Linked DNA regions of Homo sapiens: region 1 is linked to region 2. A link is a contact called in ENCODE Hi-C or POLR2A ChIA-PET data. All regions are on one chromosome and are shown on one strand. Each heading gives the region's core, a stretch centred on a gene start or an enhancer-like site at or near the end of the contact. The rest is flanking DNA. Distances are from core to core; before and after follow the strand shown. Region 1 overlaps CLEC16A (C-type lectin domain containing 16A). Region 2 overlaps CLEC16A (C-type lectin domain containing 16A).

Region 1 (6,350 bases), core at 317-2,816, 40 kb after region 2:
TGAGCCACCATGCCCAGCCCTCTCTTGCATTTTAAAAACCACATCACTTATTCTTTCTTTCAACATAGTTGTTGAACATATTCTAGGTGTCAGGCTCTGAGTAAGATGCAAGACAAGAATGATGAGCAAATAATATAAAATAAGACCAAAACAGCAAGGGGTCCACTGAGCCATGCCAGCTGAGAAGGGAAATTCATGTTGAAATGAAGGTCACTGGAGCTGTTGGGGTCCAGTGAGAACATTGGAGCAGAACTTTGGGCTTAGGCTGGATCCATCCCACATGTAGGGGGACCTGAGAGAAGCAGTGAAGAAGGAAAACAGTGGTGTCAGTCAGACCAACCACGGGTCAAATCCCAACTCCAGCTGCATGAGCTTGAGCGAGCCACTCACCCTCCCGGAACCTCAGGTCCCTCGTGGGTCTTGCCTCTCAGCTGTTGCCCAGAGTAGACGAGTGTGGCTGTGAAGTGACAAGCCCAGGGCCTGGCAGACAGTAAGTGCTCAGGAAGCATTGTCTGAACAGAGATGGAGCAGTCTAGTATGTAAGGTGGGAAAGAAATAGGGTCTTTCATGATCTAAATCTACCAAAGCTTAATGCCAGAGAAAAGAGAGTTAGGAATAGGATTTTTTGGTGAATATCAAAATCCAAGTTTAAGCCACTAGCCATCTGTATATAGTCATCTTGGAAGCGGTTATGAAACACCCATATTTGCACGAGGTTTTATTTGTCCCCACATTGTTTCCCTGTTCCTTTGTAAAACCACAAGCAGTTTTTGTGTTTATCACTATTGGCCTTGAGGAAATAGAATATTTTGCTTTATTTTTTCGATGTGTATTATACATTAAAGAAAATACAATAACATCTCATGCAGTTTCAAAAGTAAAGGGAACAGTCTTTCCCATGATTTCATCACCCTAAACAAACAATACTTAGACATCTTTTGTGCTCCTCCTATCTTTGTCTGTAAAAAGAGTGTACTGTGGTCTTGCTTTCATCCCTTCTTTTTCTTTCTTTTCGTCGTAGCACAAGAAGTTTTTCATGTTGTCACAGTTTAAATAAGTCTCATTTCTTATGGCCTCATAAAGGTTCATCTGGCATTTTCTTGCAAGTAGACATTTTCGTTGCTTCCAGTATTACATTATTTTCAACTAAACTATAATGAGCAGCTTCATGAATACAGTGTTTTTCTTTCTTTTGAATTATTTCTTTAGGATAAGTTCCCAGAAGCGGAATTTCTGGTTCAAAGGGTATGAATGTGTTTTTTTCATGACCCTCTGCATATTGCCAAATTGCTTTCCCGATGGGTTGTGCCCACATTAAACTGCTTCGGCCCTCTTTTAAGAATGACTGACTTTCACAGCTACATGGCCTCAGTGGGCTTCTAACTTGAGTGACTGTCGCCTAAACTAGGCAGCTTGCACATGCAGCAAGGAAGCAGGAGGGTGAAAACCGAGCCTTTGTTCCAGGCCAGCTCGTGGGCTCAGCACATCACCGGTGCCATCCCGTTGTACCTGCACGGTGGGTGCCCCATTTCCAGAACACAAGCCTGGGCTTGGGCACGTCACGTGATTACCAAGCCCCAGCTTGAGCCACAGTGTGTCTGACTACAGAGCCACCCACCTTCCCCTGCTCATTGGACTGATTCCCCGGTGACATTGAGTTTGCCAGAATTTGCTTCCAGACTCATTGAAGCAAAGAAACTGGAGCAATCTCTTTATATTTGAGCTTGGTCAGCTGTCATCCTTTTCAAAATCTAACCTGTTCTTCCTGGGTCAGTCCTTCCTGATATTCTATGGAAGAATCTGAAAGAATAATAATTTATTTTTCCTTTTTAATAATACTTTTAAATTTGCGTCTTTATTTAGCAAAGAAAAGCGCTCAATAAAACCCTGGGTCCCAAGCCTTAAATCTTTTGGAGGTCAAGGAGTGTGGTTGGAAGAACACAGAGCTTGGAATCTAGTTATTCACTAACTGACCTTGGGCAGGCTGCCTGTCATTGCTCAGCTTTGGTTTCCCCATCTGTAAAATAGGAACCATGCAGAGTCATTAAAAGCTTAGATGAGACAACCCCGTACAGCTGGCATAGTATGCGGCAGGCCATGGGGAATCAAGAGAGTGCTTATTGTTTTGGGTGTGGTGGGGTGAATTTTATGGCTCTTATGCTCATATTTTAGCTTTCTTTTGTGAATTTACAGAGTTGTGGGGCTGCCCAATGTGCCTACCAGGCCCTTATAACCCCCCTACCCCCATGGGAGCCCAGGTTTTGCCTCGAGTGGAGCTCCCCGCCCTGTGGGAATCGGCCCGCCTCAGATTCATGGACATGGCTTCTCATGTGTCCTTCCTTCTCTTAGGAGTTGGGGCAGGAACCAGGAAAAACATTGAGAGATTTTATTATACAGTCATCCCTCGGTATCCATGGGGAATTGGTTCTAGGGCTCCCCCAAGGATACCAAAATCCACAGATGCTCAAGTCCCTTATATAAACGGCGTAGTGTTTGCATATAACCTATGCACATCCTCCTGTAGACTTTAAATCGTCTCTAGATTACTTATGATACTGAGTACAATGTAAATGCTATGTAAATAGTTTGTTATACTGTATTGATTAGGGAATAATAAGGAAAAAAGTCTGTACAAGTTGAGTACAGATGCAACCCTTTTTTTTTTTAATATTTTTGATCTACAGTTGGTTGAATCCACAGATATGGAACCCATGGATACAGAGAGCTGACTGTATGTGTATTATATTCTATTTTATATTTATGATGATGATTGTTATTATCCATGTGTTGTTTGCAAGGCAAAAGCAGATATTGGCCTATATTGGGAGCCAAATTCTGAACTTTTAAAGTATTTATTGAAAGGTTACAGTTTTTCAGAGTGGTGGGCTGCAGAAAGCCACACGTTTCTGTTTTCTTACCCACCTGCTCTGGTCCTGCATGAGTTATTTGCCTTCAAAACCCCAAGAGGAACAGGCGTTTGGGCACAGAAATGAGCGTCTCCTTGACTTGGACCTGGCTGTGATGGGCCGTTTCCTTTCTTTCTCATCCTCATGGTCATGACTCCTTATTTGAGAGCTCAAGCTGCCAAATATTTCAAGTGACCACCCACGTCTTGGGCTTTCTGTACTTGGACTGCCATGGATGTTTAAGTTTCCTGGTGCACTTGGTTAAGTGACACACATGTCATACATTCCTGAGTTCACACCCAGCTCAGCCACTTAGCAGGTGTGTGAGCTGAAATAACTCTGCCCCTCTCAGCTCTGTTTCTTCCTCCATAAAATCTTCAAGTTACAATAAGGTGCCCACAGTTCCTGCCACCCCGTAAGTGCTTAAAAAATAGAAGTTCTTTTGAATTTTTTAATGGAACTACACTTCTTTTTCTCCCAATTGTTAGAGATGTCTTTATGAAGACTGTACTTTTAAAAACTGTTGACAATCAGATACGAATGCTACCACCACCATCATCATCATTATAACTTAAGAGCTGATCTTTCTCCAGTGCTTTCTGGTTTACAGAGGACTGCACTACCTTAGCATAGGGCCAGGAGATAGGATTGCTCTTCCAGTTCCAACATTAGGAAGTTGCTCCAAGGTCTCCCACTGGTTAGGGCGCAAGGCAGCACTGGGTGTAAGCAGGCTGACCAGCTCCTCATTGCCTGGGGTATGAGGAGGCAGTGTGAGTGCACCTCTTTGCAGACAGTAATTTGGCCCCTTTCTAGTTTTGGGAGGCACACTGCTGTATAGAGGGCACCTCCCCTCACCTAGGTCCAGACTGCAGCCTTCAGAGCCATAAACAAGAAGACCCAAAGGCGCACTGGGATTCGCCTTTGCAGCTCCCTAGTGGTGACAGTGGTTTGTCCCCCCAACCCCACTGTGCTGGCTGCTTTCCCTCCTGCGTTATCTCAGAACCTCCTAGCAGGCATGCGAGCTATCATGCCCATTTTACAGATGAGGAAAAGGAAGCTCACAGAAGTCAGGGGACTTGCCCAGCCTAGTGGAACTGGGAATCTGATGTAGACCTCATGTGTCTGACTCTGGAGCTGTCCCCATGGGGCACTGCACCCTCAGTCAGGCCCAGCAGCTGTGCCTCAGGGAGAGAGGCCTGCAGGTGGCCTTTTCTGTGGACTGCCCCTCTGCTTCCTTGCTCTGGTTGGTGGGCAAGCCTGTCCTGGGGCTGGAGGCTGCTTTCTGCACACACGGCTCCGACTGCTGGGACTCTGCTTTGTTTCTGCTCTCTGAAAGTACCTGGTGGCCACACAATTCTGACCAGACACCACTTCTATGGGCCAGGAATCCCTGTGCTGGTGGATCCACCTGTGCCCCTGGTCTGCTGGCAGGGAAAGCCTGAGGGGCATTCAGGGAACCAAGGTCACTGCCCACCTGCTAGGTGCGAGGTCTCTGCCCCGTCAGCAGCACACCCCCTGTCGTAAGACCAAGGGAGCGGGAGTTGAAGAGACTCACCCAGGGTAGGATTTTCCTCAGGTCTCAGGCCCTGCAGCCCACAGGCATTTCATTTCACCCTCTTCTGTCTGCCCCACCCCCGTATTCAGTAGGTAGTACCTTGAAATGCTTTTGGAGTGATTGGGTTTTCCAGAGCCCATGCTGGTTTGGTTGGGACAGACAGACTCAGGGTCTAGCCCTTGCTGGAAGCATGGCCTGGGCAGGTCACTTCACCTTCTTAGGTCTCAGCTGCCCGGTCTGTGAAATGGGGCTGACTGCTGGGCAGGGATTATTATGAAGGTCACCTGATACTTGGGGACAAGGTCCTGGCAGATGACGGGTGCTCAGTTCAGGTAAAGTAACCCAAACCTGAACCTGTGAATAACTGAAAACAGGCTACTCCCCCTTTGATTTTTTTTTTTCTGTCTTGTTATAAAAGCACGTACCAGAATCAAAACACCCGAAGAGGTGGGCTTTATTGCGTTTCTTTCTTTTTTAATAGAGAGTCATGGTGTCATTTCTGGGTGTGGGGCATCTCACTGAAATGACTCTGCAATCTCACTCTTCTCTGCTCTCTGAACTGTTGGTCCAGGCCATCCGGGTGTTCTTCATGCTGCGTTCCCTGTCACTGCAATTGCGAGGGGAGCCTGAGACACAGTTGCCGCTGACTCGGGAGGAGGACCTGATCAAGACTGATGATGTCCTGGATCTGAGTGAGTTGGCTGCTCTGAGTCACAGCAGGGGGCTGGGGGACATGGGACATGGGACACCACTCTGCTGATTCACACGCCACTGGGAGGGTCAGTGTGCAACCTACATTTTGTACTATTATTGAGCTGTGACCTTGAGCCAGCGGTGTGCATGTCCCATGCAGGTTTTGAAGAAAAGGCCCCTGGGTTCTCTGAGATCAGTTTGAGGGTTCTGCTTTCACACAGCTGGTTCTCTAAAAAGTCTCTGCAGAGCACCTGGAGGCTCAAGCAAGGGTGAACAAACTCCAGGGTTCCTGTCCTCCCTATAAACATAGTGGCATCGGTTTGGTTGGTTTTATATATTAAGCATTTTCTATATGATTCTAATGATAAAAGGGTTCTGCTGCTAAAGAAAGAAACTTGTAAAAAGCAAAACACCAGTGTTTAGGTAAGGATGAAGGCTTTGGAGGCTGGAGAACCACGTGCTCAGCCCATAACCTTGAGCTACTTGTTCCGCTGTGTAGTGCCTCATTGTTCTCATCTGCAGCATGAGGCTCAGCTTTAGAGAAGACAATGGGCATAAAGCCTGACCGTGTTCCTGGAACCCCTCTCGTATTTGTATAGCTTTCTCTTTCCTCCATTTGCTACAGGGCACAGGCACACTAATGAGCAGCATGGTTTTCTGTTTCTTAACGGCATTGTGGTATATTAGGAGTCTTTGGTTATAAGAGACAGAAAACTCACCTTAGACCAGCTTAAGGAAAAGAAAGGGAAATTGGCTGATGTCACTGGGAAGTCCAGGAGTAGGCTACCTTCAGGCATGGCTGGATCCGGGTGCTCAGACACTGTCATCAGGAAGCTGCCTTCCTCCGTCTCCCAACTCTGCTTTCCTCTGTTCATCCTCAGGAGGGCTCTCACCAGGTAGTGGCAAGATGGCCTTCAGCAGCCCCAAGATTTGTTGAGCCAGCTACACAGCCCTGATGGAAAGAGAAGCTTCTCTTTCCCTTTAATTCTCTAAAGTCTGGGGTAGACGTGTTATTGGCCTAGCTTGGGGCACATGACCATCCCTGAACCAGCCAGTGGTCAGAGGAATGTGACTCACTGATTGTCTAAGCTGGGGTCGCATGCCCAGCCTTGGAGCTGGGAGGGAGGGAGGGCCAGTTCCTTTTGAACCCCATCACCTGAGAGAGGGAAGAGGCGACCCTCAAAGGAAAGCCACCA
Region 2 (5,905 bases), core at 2,649-5,148:
TGTTGAATGAAATGATGTTATTCAAAGATCTGCTGTATTGTGTTTATAAGCTACTTGGATTAATCTGAGCATCCTTCCTTTCCCCATTCAGAGTGGATTTGGTATTCATTTAAAATAAATTTGGATTCAGGCTAGGCATGGTGGCTCACACCTGTAATCCCACCACTTTGGGAGGCTGAGATGGGCGGATCATTTGAAATCAGGAGTTTGAGACCAGCCTGGCCAACATGGTGAAACCCCATCTCTGCTAAAAATACAAAAATGAGGCCAGGTGTGCTGGCTCACACCTGTAATCCCAGAACTTTGGGAGGCCAAGGCAGGCAGATCATTTGAGGTCAGGAGTTCGAGACCAACCTGACCAACATGGTGGAGCCCTGAAAATACAAAAAAATTAGCCAGGCATGGTGATGTGTACCTATAGTCCCAGCTATTCGGGGAGGCTGAGGCTGGAGAATCCCGTTAGACTGGGAGGCAGAGGTTGCAGTGAGCCAAGATCACGCCACCGCACTCCAGCCTAGGCGATGGAGTGAGACTCTGTCTCAAAAATAAATAAATAAATAAAAATACAAAAATGAGCCGGGCATGGTGGCGTACACCTGTAATCCTAGCTACTCGGGAGGCTGAGGCAGGAGAATTGCTTGAACTTGGGAGGCAGAAGTTGTAGTGAGCTGAGATCATGCCACTGCACTCCAGCCTGGGCAACAGAGTGAGACTCTGTCTCAAAAAAAAGAAGAAGAAGAAGAAGAAGAAATTTGGATTCTTTTTTAAAATTTCCAGTTTAGGCTTCTTCTTTCTCATTCTCATTGATTTAATTTTCATTTTAAAAATGCATGGAATATTAGCAAACTGAAGTATCCTTCCTCCCTTCCACTTAATTCCTGTCATCTCTTATAGATAACCAACTTGATTGTGTACTGAAGAAGTCTCCTTCCTGTGTTTCTTTCTGTAAAAATAAGCAGATTTGTGTATGTTTTCTTCTTTTCCTTTCTTACATACAGGGTAGCATATGTGTTCCTTCCACTTAGCAATGTCTCCGGAAATTACTCCATATCATTTCTCAGATCTTCTTCATTCCTTTTCACAGCTGTGCTGTGTGTATGTACCATAGTTGATTCCATCGGTCTGTTATGCCTGGGCATTTAGGTAGTTTCCAGTATTTTGCAATTACAAAGAATACTACAGTAAATATCCTTGTGCATGTGCAGTTGCATACTTCCAGAGGTGTGTCTTGCGGAGAAAGACCTACAAGTGGGCTGCTAGGTTGTAGAGTATAACGGTGATTTAAACTTTCCTTTTAAGCTGTATTTAAGTGAAAAAAAAGTAATAGTTCAAATAAAATGAAAAATAGTACAGGTAACACAGAGACGTGACAGAAATCATAAAAGCAAGCAAATTAAACTATTGCTTCAGTCCCTTCAAACTCCAAATAGTATCATAACTGAGGTTCAGTCAGAGCCCCCTGGAAATCCAGCCTCAGTGCCTCAGTCCCGGCCTTGGGGACCATAGGTGGAACTCTGTATCCACATAGCCTACTGAGCTGCTTTCCTTGGTGGCAGCAGTGTGGCGCCCGCACCTTGGGAGGGAGGCTGGCCAGTGACAACAGGGACAATTGGAGTTGGGGCCCGGAGTGGCACAGAACCGTGCCAACTTCAGGTGTAGCACTATGAGGAGGTTCCCTGTGACCCTGATCATCAGGGGAGGTCAAGTCCTCTTTGATGTCCTCTTCTAAAGATGATACTCACTTTAGAGCAGTGAGAATCTGGGGAGCCCTTTCCCCCAAAAACCTGCTACCAACTGGTCCCATGCCCACATAGCACTTTGCATAGAGCTTCAGGGAATTGGCAGACCTATAAGGGTTGTTTCAGTACCTATAAGGGTTGTTTGGATAAAACTATCAAAAAGAAGAGCAAGAAACCTTTCCTTGACATTTGAAGATCTGATCCGCATTCATCTAGAAAATTAAGTGGAGCCACTCACTCTACAGCTGTGCTAGCTGGATGAGGACTGTGAGGTGCAGCTGTGCGCACAGGTGTCACAGCCAGGGTGTGGAAATCCCATTTTGTGTGGAGAGGCCCATGTGGGTCTGGTTCTGCGTCAAGATGTGACACGGGGGTTGGGGGTGAGGAAGGGGGAGCGGTCCTGGCTTTGCTGCTGCATTTCCAGCTGTGTTAAGAATCACTGCACTTGTGGGTTTCTGTGCACTCATACTCAATATCCAGGGTTGGACCAGACGGTGGTTTTCAAGCAGTTTTGTGTGAAGCCGTAGAATTCCAGAAAGGGGCCTCATGGAGTGCACGAGGGAGCCCACGGCAGTCAGAGGCATTTGATGCCCACCACCCTTTCCTGGAGCAGCTCTGCGCTCATCTGCTGACTGTGGTGGGATGCCCTGGAAAATTGTCCTGCAAATTAGTATTCAGCTGCTTAAAAAAAAAGTTGGATGAGCTTGGTGCTGAATTGTCTTCACCCTCTTCTCTGCTCCGGAATTCTGCTGGTGTCCAACGAGATTAAGCCAGAAAGGGGACAACTACGTCACAAAGCTTGGCCTCCAGGCCAGGGTGCTGGGGCTTGGCCCTGTAACCTTAGGAAGTACTTGGAGCTGAGTTCCCACTGTGTCAACCAAGCAGGGCAGAGCTGAGCCTGGGGAAGGAGAACTTGCAGCTGTAGGGGAGGTGGGCCTATGCCACGTCCTCTGCCTCATGGGGCAGAGGCCAGAGGCTGGGAGACGAGGAGGAGGCTAGCCTCACAGGCTTGCTTGGGAGTCTTCAGATGTCTGATGGCAAGCCTTGTTAGTAAACACAAGCAAACCTATACATATGACATTTAAGCATACATCTCCCAAATATGTGTAAAAATTTATGTATTATAAATTATATATAATATGATCATGCTAGTATTATGGACAGTATAAAACAAAATAGATTTTAAAAGATGAGAAGCGTTAAAAGACCTACTGCCTAGGGAATCATCTTGCATGCCCACTGAGGTCCATACCCACTTTGGAGATGGCCAAGGTAGTTGGAGGACACTAGGTGCCTGAAGGAGGCTGGTGAAGGTGAAAATGGCAGAAGGGAAAGAGAATTATGTTTCCCCGACAGCAGTCTGCACCACGTTCGAACTCTTTTTTTTCTTTTTTTTTCTTTTTTTTTTTTGAAACAGAGTCTCACTCTGTCACCCAGGCTGGAGTGCAGTGGCCCAATCTTGGCTCACTGCAACCCCCACCCCCTGGGTTCAAGCGATTCTCATGCCTCAGCCTCCCCAGTAGTTGGGATTACAGGCGCCCGCCACCACACCCAGCTAATGTTTGTGATAGGTTTCACCATGTTGGCCAGGCTGATCTCAAACTCTTGACCTCAAGGGATCCTCTTGCCTCAGCCTCCCAAAATGCTAGGATTACAGGCATGAGCCTCCACGCCCAGCCCACATTCCAGCTCTTGGCCATATCTGTGTACTGTTTGCTCTGCTGTTTACTGGATAGCTTTCTTTGAATTGACTCACTTGTTTTTTTCCCAAAATTTAGCCTTATTCTAAGCACTAATATCCACAGAAGGCTTTCTGTGCAGCTAGAATTTTCTTCCAATGCACAATGAAATAAGTACAAAACTATGCAAACAAAGCATTTGTCCACACACCACTTAGAAAGCACTGTTGGCTCCCACCTGTGTGATGGGGCCCGCCCTGTGGGAGACTCTGATCTTTGACATCTGACTTCAGATCAGATGGGAGGGAAGGGGGATGGTGAGAGTGAACCTCACATAGGGCCGGGGCCCATGTGAATATCGGGGCGGGGGGGGGGGTGCTCCTCCATGCCAAGGGGTGCCTGCAGGTACAGTCATGCCTAACAGTCTGGGGAGAGTCTCTTGGGGCATGAGATATCTCCCCACGAGAACACTTTGTGACCACATTGATCACAGACTTTGTCGGGGAGTGGCCCACCCCGCCTCAGATCACAGCTACCATGAATCATTGCCACTCGGGCCCGCTGCCAAAACATCTCGTGTTGGGCTAGACCAGTCGCTCATTTATCACTTCAAGAGATACTTATTGTGTGCCTACTCTGTGCCAGACACTGGATTAGACAGTGGAGAACAAGACACATAAGACAGCTACAAAACCCCTGTTCTAGTGGAGGAAGGCAGACAGTAAAGAAGCAGAACAATAGAGAATGTAAGAGCCAAGTCACAATGAATGCTATTATTATTAAGTAAAATCAAGATAAGGGGGAGGAAGGACAAATCTCCTCTACAGAAGAATGCCAAATAATTTATGGAGATACGCGAAGACGTTTCAGAACCTAATGTCCCATTCTCTAAGTGTGGCCTGTGTTTACTGACTTTCTTCCACAGAGTATGGTATGGAAGGAGGAGGAAAAGTGACTTCACAGTGGCGAAAGCTGATGAACATTAGCTTGGCCAAGTATTGGAGATTAACATCAACAGTTATAAGTCATATTGATAGTATGTGCCCTGATAGGATGTGATGAGAAGGGTACTTCCCCTCTGTGGTCCTCCTCCTCAAAACCTGTAACCCCAGTCTAAATAGCAGAAAGACATTGCACAAACCCAGAGTGAGGGACTCTCAAGAATGCCTGACCAGTACTCCTCAAAATGTCCAGGTCATCACAAGCAAGGACAGTCTGAGAAACGTCACATCCAGAGGAACCTAAGAATGAGGACTCAATGTAAAAGGGATCCTGGAACAGAAAAAAGACATTGGGAAAAACTAATGAAATCTGCCCAAAGTGTAGAGTTTAGTTTAGTTAATAACAATTTTTAAAGAGGTATTAAAAAAAAAAAAAAAAAGGCAGGTGAAGGCCGGTGTGGTGGCTCACGCCTATAATCCCAGCACTTTGGGAGGCCAAGGTGGGAGGATCATTTGAGCTCAGAAGTTTGAGACCAGCCTGGGCAACATAGTGAGACCCCATCTCTACAAATACTAAAAAATTAGCCGGGTGTGCTGGCATGTACCTGTGTTCCTAGCTACTCGGGAGCCCAGGTGGTCAAGGCTACAGTGAGCCATGATCACACCACTGCACTCTAGGCTGGGTGTCAGAGCAAGACCCTGTCTCAAAAAAGAAAAAAAAAAAAAAAACAGGTGAAGAGGGCGTCCAGGAAGATGTCTCCGTGGAGGCGACATGTGAACTGAGCCTTGAATGATGCACCCCAGTCACACCTGGCTAGGAGAGACCTGGTGTGAGAGCCTTCCAGGCAGAGGAAATTACTGTGTAAAGATCCTTGGATAGAAACAAGCTTGGGCCAGGCGCGGTAGCTCACGCCTGTAATCCCAGCACTTTGGGAGGCCGAGACAGGCAGATCATGAGGTCAGGAGATGGAGACCATCCTGGCCAACACGGTGAAACCCTGTCTGTAATAAAAATACAAAAGATTAGCTGGGTGTGGTGGCGGGTGCCTGTAGTCCCAGCTACTCAGGAGGCTGAGGCAGGAGAATGGTGTGAACCTGGGAGGCGGAGCTTGCAGTGAGCCGAGATCATGCTACTGCACTCCAGCCTGGGCGACAGAGCGAGACTCCATCTCAAAAAAAAAAAAAAAAATGGAGACAAGCTTGGGATGTTCAAGAGATAGTGAGAAGCCCAGCACAGCTGGAGCAGCATGAGCCAGCCAGGCAGGGATGGCCAGGAGGTAAGGTCAGAGGTGGACTGGGGCCAGGCCGTGTGTTTGGATTTCATCTTGAGAGTGATGAGTAGGCACTGGGAGTTTTGAACAGAGGAGTGACATGAGCTAATTTCATTAAAATCACTTGGGTTTGTGTGGAGAATACATTAGGGTGGCAGAAGAGGTGGCAGACGTCCCTGCATGAGCCGGGGGGAGGGAGACCATGGCAGAGGCGGTGTCTGAGCCCAAGGTATGTGTTCACATCCCTCTGGAAACAGAAGTGCAGGTTCACATTT

The links. A loop is a pair of places that touch in the nucleus more often than their neighbours do. ChIA-PET counts read pairs that join two places held with the same protein, here RNA polymerase II (POLR2A). Pooled maps may share reads with other maps.
Region 1: a map of breast epithelium shows a loop between it and region 2 (15-fold over the local background). The contact joins two enhancer-like sites. A Hi-C loop is called at or near these places in 4 of 168 maps with a recorded cell type or tissue (breast epithelium, endothelial cell of hepatic sinusoid, heart left ventricle and 1 more), 8 of 37 single-sample maps with no recorded cell type and 10 of 50 pooled maps. POLR2A ChIA-PET finds 5 or more read pairs at or near these places in 7 of 52 experiments (A673, AG04449, K562 and 3 more).

Annotation. Positions count from the first base shown.
Region 1 is chr16:11,055,870-11,062,219 of GRCh38, forward strand. It overlaps CLEC16A (C-type lectin domain containing 16A), which reads left to right. Exons shown (of 24, transcript NM_015226.3): 19 at 5,033-5,153. Among named protein-coding and RNA genes, the nearest start is that of CLEC16A, 110 kb to the left of the region's middle. Within about 2 kb of position 1,567, at least 4 of the 41 ENCODE cell types and tissues checked have a DNase peak (open chromatin) inside an H3K27ac peak, as active enhancers do.
Region 2 is chr16:11,013,218-11,019,122 of GRCh38, forward strand. All of the region lies in intron 11 of CLEC16A (C-type lectin domain containing 16A), which reads left to right. Among named protein-coding and RNA genes, the nearest start is that of CLEC16A, 72 kb to the left of the region's middle. RefSeq lists a silencer at 3,495-3,789. Within about 2 kb of position 3,899, at least 4 of the 41 ENCODE cell types and tissues checked have a DNase peak (open chromatin) inside an H3K27ac peak, as active enhancers do.